3 separate regions of the Mus musculus genome follow, and all the other regions are linked to region 1. The links are chromatin contacts, found by Hi-C or POLR2A ChIA-PET in ENCODE. All regions are on one chromosome and are shown on one strand. The core of a region is the stretch at or near the end of the contact, and the rest is flanking DNA. Distances in the headings are between cores, read along the strand shown. Region 1 overlaps Adam11 (a disintegrin and metallopeptidase domain 11). Region 2 holds the start of Gjc1 (gap junction protein, gamma 1). Region 3 holds the start of Higd1b (HIG1 domain family, member 1B).

Evidence for each region. A loop is a pair of places that touch in the nucleus more often than their neighbours do. ChIA-PET counts read pairs that join two places held with the same protein, here RNA polymerase II (POLR2A).
Region 2: a map of heart shows a loop between it and region 1 (5-fold over the local background). The contact joins the promoter of Gjc1 here to the enhancer-like site in region 1. A Hi-C loop is called at or near these places in 16 of 37 maps with a recorded cell type or tissue (Patski, adrenal gland, gastrocnemius and 2 more). POLR2A ChIA-PET finds 5 or more read pairs at or near these places in 4 of 5 experiments (Patski and embryonic stem cell).
Region 3: a map of T-helper 17 cell shows a loop between it and region 1 (2.1-fold over the local background). The contact joins the promoter of Higd1b here to the enhancer-like site in region 1. A Hi-C loop is called at or near these places in 7 of 37 maps with a recorded cell type or tissue (CH12.LX, Patski, T-helper 17 cell and 4 more). POLR2A ChIA-PET finds 5 or more read pairs at or near these places in 4 of 5 experiments (Patski and embryonic stem cell).

The regions. Positions count from the first base shown.
Region 1 is chr11:102,778,195-102,781,334 of GRCm38, reverse strand. Adam11 (a disintegrin and metallopeptidase domain 11) reads right to left here. Exons shown (of 27, transcript NM_009613.3): 27 at 1,073-3,140. Among named protein-coding and RNA genes, the nearest start is that of Adam11, 18 kb to the right of the region's middle. Within about 2 kb of position 1,342, at least 3 of the 3 ENCODE cell types and tissues checked have a DNase peak (open chromatin) inside an H3K27ac peak, as active enhancers do; they include gastrocnemius, heart and left cerebral cortex, where a contact is called at or near this core.
Region 2 is chr11:102,817,424-102,820,538 of GRCm38, reverse strand. Gjc1 (gap junction protein, gamma 1) reads left to right here and starts at 1,380. Exons shown (of 3, transcript NM_001159382.1): 1 at 1,380-1,569.
Region 3 is chr11:102,833,848-102,837,277 of GRCm38, reverse strand. Higd1b (HIG1 domain family, member 1B) reads right to left here and starts at 1,429. Exons shown (of 4, transcript NM_001357580.2): 1 at 1,318-1,429; 2 at 516-665; 3 at 1-44. The coding sequence starts at 615.

The sequences.
Region 1 (3,140 bases), core at 93-2,592:
CTTTGAGACAGGGTTTCACTACGTAGTCCTGACTGACCTGGAACTCACTGTGTAAAGAAGGTGGTGACCCTGCTTGTCTTCCAGAATGGAGTGCCCGTGCCCTCTGCCTGCCCTGGCTATCTGCCTGCCGGCTGCCATGCTCATCACCTTCTGGGACATCGAACAAAAGCTGGGAACCAAGAAAGGGTTAAGCAGGGAGACGGATGATCTGAGAGACAGGAACCATGGAGAAAGTTAAAAATAGGATGCTCCAGCCCAGAGCAAGGAAGCGGGGTGAGCCTCGGCTGTCGGGGCTGACTGTCGGGTTTGGGGATGGCTTGTGCCCTTCTCCTGTGCACTGGATGGGAAGAAGTTGCCGTGGGCCTCCAGAGATGCATCGCTGAGATATTCTTTGTCCTGGGGGTATGAGACAGCCAGAGAGCAGAGGACAGGCAGATTGAGAGTGTAGGTTAGATGTGACCCCGCACCCTATTTCTGCTTATGAACCCAGGTAGCTACAATACTGGACCAGTTGCCAGTACCTGCAGCCTGATGGGGTTTCTCCTGTCTTTCCCCCTCTTTTTTCTCCCTCACCCACTGCTTCCCTCCAGTCTCCTCTCAGCGGATTGGCACCTCCCGTGGCTCTCCACAACCATTTCCCCAAACTAACTGCCTCCCAAGTAGGAATACAGCAGGAGGTTCCAGGTTCATACTTGGCCTTTTGGCTAGTGATGGTTCTATCTCAGCCCACTGTCACCCTGCCAAGGATCAAGGGAACAAAGGTAAGTGTCAGTCAAGTCCCAAGGCTTCTCTGGCTTCATAGGCCCCCTCCTGCCTGCTCCCACCATCTCTAATTTTACTGGTTGGGAACCAGGCAGTGTCTTTGTGGCGACTGTGAGGAAGGGTGGACCTCGCCTCCGCCCACTGCCCGTTTCCTCACTTACTGAGGGAAACCACACCCCTTCCTCCTGCTTCCCCAACTGTCCTAGGTGCTCTTGTTCTCTGCAGCCGAGTTGTCACAACTCCAGAGTCTGGACAGCAAGGACTGACTCAGAGCGATCACTTACAGAGAGAGAGAGAGGAGAGACATGGGTTGGTGTGAGCTCAATGGAAGCCCAGAATGTGATCTTTAATCTTTAATGTGGGCCCCGGGCCCTGCCTCCCCAACCCAGCCCAGATGACATATTTACAGGATGCGGAGGGACCCAGGTCTGGGCCAGGTGAATGCAGCCCCCCTCCTCTCTTTCTTTCCTAGGTGCTGCCAGGCCAGGCACTGCTAGGGTGGGGCAAGGGGATGCAGGAAGTTGGACGCCTCGGGTGGACTGGCCACAGGAAGTCTTGTGTTCTTCACCAAGGACACGAGGACACACATGGTCATGCCCTTGTATGCAGAGGCCTTCACAGTGGTGCAGAGGCGTGGATTCACATGTCTGCACCCAGGTGCACTGCCACCTGTGTGTGCATGTGCCACCTGATGGAGGTCTCGAGGTATCCCAGCAACAATGCAAAATGCAGCCTTTCCCCTGACCTCAGCTAGTGGGGCTGGTGGCCTGCATCTGTCCTGTTGTCACTAGGACAGTGGCACCTGGGGCTCAGCACTGAGGACCCCACTGTGGCCAACACCATCTGGCTACCCCCAAAGCTGCCAGTGGGCCGTAGGCTCCAAGGTGCCGGCCACTGGGTTGGTTTAGATAAATGAAGCCATTTTCTCCATTAGCCTTCCTTGAAGAGTCCTCAGAAATAGGAGGTACACAAACGGGTAACCCTCTGTCTCTGGGGTACCTAGAACTACTACTTAGCCTGAGTGGGGTGTCCCCTAGAAGGGGCTTCCTTACATTGTGGTTTTCGTCCATAAGAGAGCCTGCTCTATCTTGCCCCGCCAGCTCTTAGGGCATGGAGCCAGAGCGTGTGTGTCTCACATAGGGTTGTGAAGGCTGGCCCTGCTGGACTGTGGGAGGGCTGAGCAGCTCTGCCAGCCTTGGTCCAGCTCTCAGGCTGGGCGGCAGCAAGGACCAGTCAGGAGGGCAGACAGGAACATCTGTAAACTTACTACTCAGCCCTAGACTACAGGTGAATAAAACTTGTGACGGGGGTGGGTATGGATTGAGGACTTGAGAATTTTCCTAGTCACCTATAACCATCCACGAGGCCTGCCCTTTCCCCATCTCCTCATACACATCACAGGCACTAACCCTGGGGCACAGGGCCACCCCTGGTTCTCCCTACTGAGAGTCCTCCCTGCTACGATAGCCTGCTCCAGAACAGCCAGGCCACATCAGGGGGCACCTGAACCCTGAGACAGCCCCAGAATCACCCTTCTTGAAAGGGGAAAGGTGGAGTTTTATTTTAGGGACTATATTTTTCTATACCCCCGAATGCATGCACCCTGGCAGGGACAGGATGGTCAGTTTGGAATCGAAGACAGTCTGGGACAGAGTCCCATGAGCTAGGCAGTGGGCACGGGACAGGCAGCTTTGGTTTGAATCAGCACTCTGACTTCTACTAAGCTGGGCAGAGGTGGGGCAAGCAGGGCTGCCCTGCCCCAGCTGGGTTCCCTGACAGGATTCGTTTGGGCCTCCCAGGGAGGGATGTGGGAGGTCTCAAGGCCTCGGGCCCAGGAGGCCCTCCTGTAAGTGTCAAAACATCCCTACAATTGCCCCCTGGCCCCAAGCAACCCAAAGGTTACATTCATCAGTTAAGATTAAGTAGTAAAACAAAAGAGAGAGAGAGAAAGAGAGAGAGAAAGAGGGAGAGAGAGAGAGAGAGAGAGAGAGAGAGAGAGAGAGAGAAAATGTAGATCAGCCCCTTCCCGTGAGGTCCAGGGGAGCTACTCCCCTGGTTCCAGCTGCCTGGTTTTGAAGAGGGGCCACCCAGCTGTCCCCACCAGGCACCGGTCCAGGCCCCAACGTGAGCTGTGGCAGTCTGTGATGATGGAGGCTACATTCACAGGGGGAGACGTGTGCAAGGCCAAAGCCGCATGAGGTGGGATGGGGAACTGGGCAGGAAGCGTCCTCCTCCCGGCCCCTCTACCCAGGTGGTCTGAAAGGCGATATCACAGTCCCAACCCCCAACCCCTGTGCAGCCAGGAGTTGAAGGGTTCGGACCCGGAAGACATTTGCACGGTGCCTCCCTCTGTGGCAGGGTGGAGGCAGCCTCGTGGT
Region 2 (3,115 bases), core at 131-2,630, 39 kb before region 1:
CACAGGTCGAGTCTGAGATCAGCCTGTGCTATAATGGGACTTCGTTTCATAAAAAATCAAACAAAATATCAAAAATGAAACATGAGGCTCAAAGTGAGCACATTCTTTGATTTTTAGAGAGAAGCCAAAAAAAAAAAAAAAAAAAAAGGATTTAAAAATTTGGGCACTTTCCTAAAAAAAAAAAAAAAAAAAACCACACACATCATAGCAACCAAACAAAATTTCGGAGGGTGTGGGTAGGCAATGGACCATCCCTTTTCATCCCAACCTGTGACCTAGCTTCGGGAGAAATTTGATCCACAAGTCGCCTCACTTGTTAGTGTTTAATTTCATCCCTGTCCAGGGGCAAAACTTTTAAAAAGCCTATCCATTTGTAATTCTAGAGTACAGGAATGGCCCTCCCCTCCCATCTCTTTGGTAAACTGCCTTTCACCACCCAGTCTCAATCTCGTTAAAGTATTTAGGGGAATTTCTCGTTTCTTTTTTAATAAAGATTTATTTTTTATTATTTTTAATTATGTGTCTCTGGGTCTATGTGTAGGTATGTGCACATCGATATAGGTGCCCCGAGAGAGTCGGATCCTCCAGAGGCTGGAGTTACAGGTGGTTGTGAACCACACAACGTGGGTGTAGAAGATTCTCTGCAACAGTAGTACAAACTGCATAGCCGCTGAGCCGTCTCTCCCGCTAGTTTTCCTTTTCTTAACCCGCAGTTTCGGCCAGGGGAATTCCTGTCCATGTGCATTTCAAGTCTTGTAATTGGGATCCCGCTGGGATGCAAGGAGTTAAGAGGAAATGGCCTATTAGGGTCTTACTAATCCGAGAAATCCAGGACCTCAAAACTATGCAGAACGCCTGTAAAAACCATGATTCCACCAGGCGGGGATGGTTGGCCGAGAAGCCCCGGAGGTTTTTCGAGCAACTGCAGAGCAGAGCCTAGAACGGCCATGAGCATCCCGAGATCCGCTGGACCAAGGCCCTGACCTAGCGCACGAGATAACGGTGGAGCTCTGCGGTCCGACCCTGGAAACTCAGGTGAGGCGTGTCTCCATCACGCTGTCACTGGCCGGCTCCTCCGGGGAATCACGCCACAGGAAATGAGCCCGCGGCGCTCGAAGTCAGCCGCCCACCGGGGCTCCCCGCGCAGGGGTCCTCCCGCCACCGCGCGCCCCGCCGCGTACGGGACCGCCCGGGAACGCGCGCGGCCGGTCACGGAAAGTTGGCGCCGGCGCGGGGCCGCGCGCTCCGGGCGCCCCCTCCCACTCGAGGCGCACGTGCAGCCGCGCCCCCGCTCCCAGGCCGAGACGGGACGCCCCCACCCCCACCGCGGCACGCAGTGCGCAGGCGCCTCCCCGCGGGTCCCGGCGGCGGGAGCGGGAGAGAGGGAGGCGGCGGGCGCGGCCGGAGCGGCTTCAGCCTCGGCTTGAAGGCTGAGGCGAAGGAGGCGGCGGCGGTGGCGGCGGCGGCGAGGCGGCGAAGGTGATGGCGACGCGGGGCCCATGAGGCGGCGGCCGGCGGGACGGGCCGAGGCCCGGCGGAGGAGGCGGCTTCGGGGGCGCCCACCGCCGGGTGAGCGGCGGCTTGAGGGGCCCCGGGCCGGGCGCGGCCGGGCGAACTCTGAGGCGCCTCGAAAGCGGCGGCGGCGGCGGGCCGGGTTCCTGGGGGCGGCAGGGCGGGAAGGAGCGCCCGCCGAGCCCCGAGGGGCGTCGCCACCCGCGTCCCGCCGCCGGCGCGCCCGCCCTCTTTGTCCCCAGGCGCGCGGTTCCCAAATTGGGAGGGAAACGGCTCGGGCGGGCCGGGAGCGGGCGGCGGTGCTCCCGCAACTCCTCGGGGCGGTTGGGGGACCCGGCCGGGCTGGCGCTGGGCGGGCTCGTCTTTGTCTGACGGCCTGGGCCGCTCTTCGGCGGCGTGCTGCGGGCTCCGGCGGGTCCTCTGTCCCCCTCGGAGGTTTCTTTTTCCCCCCTTTTTTACTGGAGGTTTGGTTCGAGCGCTGCGGAGCGGGAGAGGGGCTGGCGGGAGGACCCGGCCCGTCGCCTCTTGCTGGACGCCTTTTCTTTACTTGAGATGACTTTATTCTCACTTCGGAAAACTTTGGAGCTCTGCTGTGGCCTTTTTTTTTTTTTTTTTAATTGTTCTTCGTTGAGTCTCCAGATTGAAAATAGAGAGGAGGCGCTAATGCTGTGATTGGGCTGGCTGCCGCGTTTGGAGTTTCGAGTTGAAAAGATTTACATGACCCATGTTTAGAATTTGGGGTCCTCCCCCGCCGGTCCCCGCTTTGCGGATTATTTGGGATTGCTTTTCTTTTGCGAAGTGGGATGAGTTTGGTTTTTGTCATTTGAAGACATTTTCCTTTTGGTCCTCGGGGACTGGCAACGCCACAGATTTCATTGTGCTCGGGCTTTATTTTGTTCTCGTCCACACTAGGTGCAATCGAGGAACTCAAGGTAGACCAAATTCTGGATAAGTTATCTTGTATGTGTCTTAAGTCTAAAAGTTATTGCTTTTGTTGTGCACCCTTACAAGTGGATATATGTGAAAGCGCTGTACAAAAAGCCTTGTAAACGAAAGACTTTAGTTCTGTTAGGCAGAAATCATTTTGTCTGTAGTACATGAGTAACTGTAGGAAGAGGATTAATAATGTAATTTGGGGATTAATCCTTCCCCCTTGTAAACAGTTTGCAGGTATTTTTCAGAGCAAAAAATGCAAAACAAAGAGAAACAAAAAAGGCCCCACGAATTTGATTGCTTAGCTTGTAACTAAATTAATTGTGAGTTTTTGTTAAAAATTGCAGGTTTTGTTTGGGGCCAGCAGGATTTATTTGCAGCTACTTTGAGTTTCTTAAGGGCTGTGTAATGGCAGAATGAAAGGAATTAGAACAGTCTTCGGGGTAAAGGGTAAAACGATTTGTGATGCCAGATCTTCGGGTGCAGAGTAGGCAAAGGGCGTTTTGGAGAGAAAACTGGCATTATAAGTTCTGCAAATGTGTTCTGATGTGTTATGGTTCCAAAACATTGGTTTCATCCTATTAGTTCTGTTCCTTTGCTAAAGAATGGATGAGGAGGTATTGAATACTGGCTCACATACAAGCAGTAAATTCTTGTTTTACAAAGTCTG
Region 3 (3,430 bases), core at 180-2,679, 56 kb before region 1:
CCGGTAAATCCTGTATGCTGCTATCACCAGGCAGCCTGCTACACCTGTGGGCAGAGAATGCGATCACTGGGCATGTGTCCAAGTCCAAGGTCCCTTGGCTCCCCTCGGGGCAGTGCAGGTTGGGTAGCAGGCACTGAGTAGATTCTTTGATGCAGCTGTGATCCTCATGATGACCCTTCCCCATATGCTGGTAGTTCGTTGTCATGACTACACTGCCGCCACCTCCACCCACTCCTGGCTTCCACCTTTTTGTATACATTTTCATATTCTAGCGCCTGGAAGGAAAACTGAGGCAATCCCAGGTTGCAAAAATGACCCCCTATCCGGAGGCTGCTGTTAGCACCTTGTTGCCCGGTGCCACCACCACCCATCCAGACTCTTTAATTGTACTGTTCCTTGTGTAGTGGGTGGACCACTTGAGTTCTCTGACCAGTGCCTCATTCTTTAAAAGGAACAAGAGACGTGAAGTCCCAGAGAGGAGGCCTCCACCCCAACCCTGTTCTTCCCCTACTCACCTATAGGCACCAGTGGAGACTCCCTGGTCTTCCTTAGGAACTTCTTGGACAGGTTGTCCTCACCCTCAGGTGGCACCCACCAGCCCTTGTTAGCAGACATGATCCTGGATCCAGATGTTAACAGCTGTGTGCCTAGGCTTTAGCCCACTTCTAGAAGAGGATAGCCCACAATAAGGACTCTGACTTTTAGTCTTCAGGTCCTGACCATGTCCAGCACAACCTGCACTTGAAAAGATACCCCTCTGGGTGTTCTCTTGCAAGGGTTTGGGCTGCTCGAAGCTACCGTCCTCGTGTCCGTGACATCTGCCTCTCCTCTGGTTCATCTGACTTTACTGTTCCGCTTGCTTCCTGCTCTCGGTTTGCATCCCGATGGGTGTGATCCTCTGGCCAAGAAAAACAGCTGGAAAAATCCAGAGTAGACTGGAACAGTCTTTGAATCTTGGGGCCCTCTTGGTCATGGATCTGTTGATAGTTGCTCCTAAGGGAGCTACAGAGCACGATCTGGCTCTGGGGATCCAGAGCTGTCCCTGACAGACGCAACACTGGTTAACCAGACCACTAGAGCAGATGCAAATGGCAAGACATTGATATATTTTGCACCTAAGACTAAAGGAACAAATTCTGGTCCTCAAACTGCTTGCCAACTTCTGCCTCCTTCCTGACCTCCTTACAAACCCCTAAAAATGTCTCTTCTGATCATAGCTACAGTCCCAGTCCTCAGAGGAGGGGTACAGTAGGAAGCCCTCTGAGGCCAATCCCAGGATAAAGACTGAGCCAGCTCCTTCAGCATGCCCGTGCTTACCGTACTCGATAGATGGCTAGAAAGTGGAGAATGAACAGCCAGACCAAGGCTCAGCATCCGCTGCTTTGAATCAATAAAAAGCCAATGCCAGAGTTGTCACTATGGGGTCAGGGAAGCAGTGTCTTTGAAGTTATGACAGCAGGAAGGAGAGAGAACGGCATCAGTCTTAAATGCACACACCACACACACACACACACACACACACACACACACACACTGAGCACCACACACACACTGAGCACCACACACACACACACACACACACACACACACACACACACACACACTGAGCTCCAGAGGTAGCAAAGTAAGGTTAGACCTGATAGAGGAGAGACCTTAACTGCTATAAGCCCGTTGGTGCACATGTGAACACTGCTGTGGAGGACTAGAGAAGCAAAGATGGACGGGACTCCTGGGTCCTCCCCCACGTTAAACTCCTATGAGCGATGTGGAGTCTAAGATGTTTCAGTTGTAGGGCTTTCTGACCTTAGTCTTGATCCCCTTCAGAACTGTACCTGGAACCTCAGCTACTTAGGAAGCTGAGATGAGAGGGTTGCAGATTTAAAGGTAGCCTGGCTAGAGTGAGTTCAGGACTAGCCTGGACAATTTATGAGACTGTCTCAAAAAAATAGGTGTGTTGGTGCACACCTTAATGCCAGATCTCAGGAAGCAGAAAGCAAGTGAGTTGCTGTGAGTTCCACGCCAGCCAGGGCAACATACCCACTGTCTCAAAAAATAATAAACCCAGATGGTGGTAGTGCATGCTTTTAATCCCAACACTCATAGGCAGAGGCAGGTGGACCGCTGAGTTCGAGGCCAGCCTGATCTACAGAGAGAGTTCCAGGATAGTAAAGGCTACACAGAGAAAAATGTTGAAAAGAGGTGAGGAAGGCTTAGGGTACAGCTCAGGGGTAACGTACTTAGCCAGTGGGCAGCCCTAGGTTCAGCCCCAGTTGGAAGGAGTTCGGAGAATCAAAGGATCTTTTTGTTGTTTTCGTCTAAGACAGGGTCTCAATGTACAGTCTTGACTGGCTTGGAACTCATTGTGTAGACCAGGTTGGCCTACAACTCACAGTGATCCACTTGCCTCTGCCTCCCAAATGCTGCCCCACCACACCCAGCAGGGATCGGGGACTTTTCTCAGTGGTTTGCAACAACTGGAATACTGCTTACTCCGTCTTCCTGACAGACACAAGTGTGAATCTGCCTAGACCAGGTATTTTGTCAGTCACAGAAGAAGGTTCTGTGCTTCTGAGAGAGCAAATTACTTGTCCAAAGATGCATAGCTAATAATAAGTCGTGCTGTCATGATCTGTCCCATGTCTGGCTGCCTCCAGGGGACTGACTGATCAGAAACCCTTTATTGAGACTGAAGCATGGATGGTCCATCCTGGCATCCCTGACTAGAAGAAGCTGCAGCTGTTGTTTAGCCCGTGGGGACAGAGCAGGATGCACTGAGAAGGGCCCCTTCCTCCCAGGCCTTAGTCCCTTCTGTACATCACGTAGCCTCTCTGCGCATGCATATGTGCGCGTGTGTTCCCAGAGGGGCCTTTTTGGCACTAGAAAGATGTCCAGCAGCTGATGTCCCTCTTTTCTCTCCCTGACGCTCACTGCTCTATGAAGAGGCTCAAGGTCACACCAAATCCCCAGGGCCTGCACATATCCCCAGTGTCCATGAGAACTCTCCTCTCAGATGTTCACACACACGCACATGCACACGCGCGCACACACACACCCTCCTGTGTTGCCTCTTCAGAGCCCCAGCCTGGCCTGAGTTCTCAAGAGATGCAGGGTGTAAGCTACAGGAAGGGACATGGAAGTACCTGGGTGAGGTAAGACAGGGATCATGATCAAATTCAAATCGTAAGTAAAATAGAGGAGGGACAAAGGGCTGGAGCCAGGGCTCAGCAGTTGAAAGAACTTGTTCTTGCAGAAAATCCTGGTTGGAGACCCAGCTCCCACATAGTAGTCCATAACTCCCTGTAACTCCAGTTCCAGAGGACCCTATCCTGCCTTCTGGCCTCCACAGATACAAGACACATATGTGGCTCACATGCATGCTAGCCTGTCACATACACATACCTAGAAATAAGTTATTCAGCTGAAGAGTGAC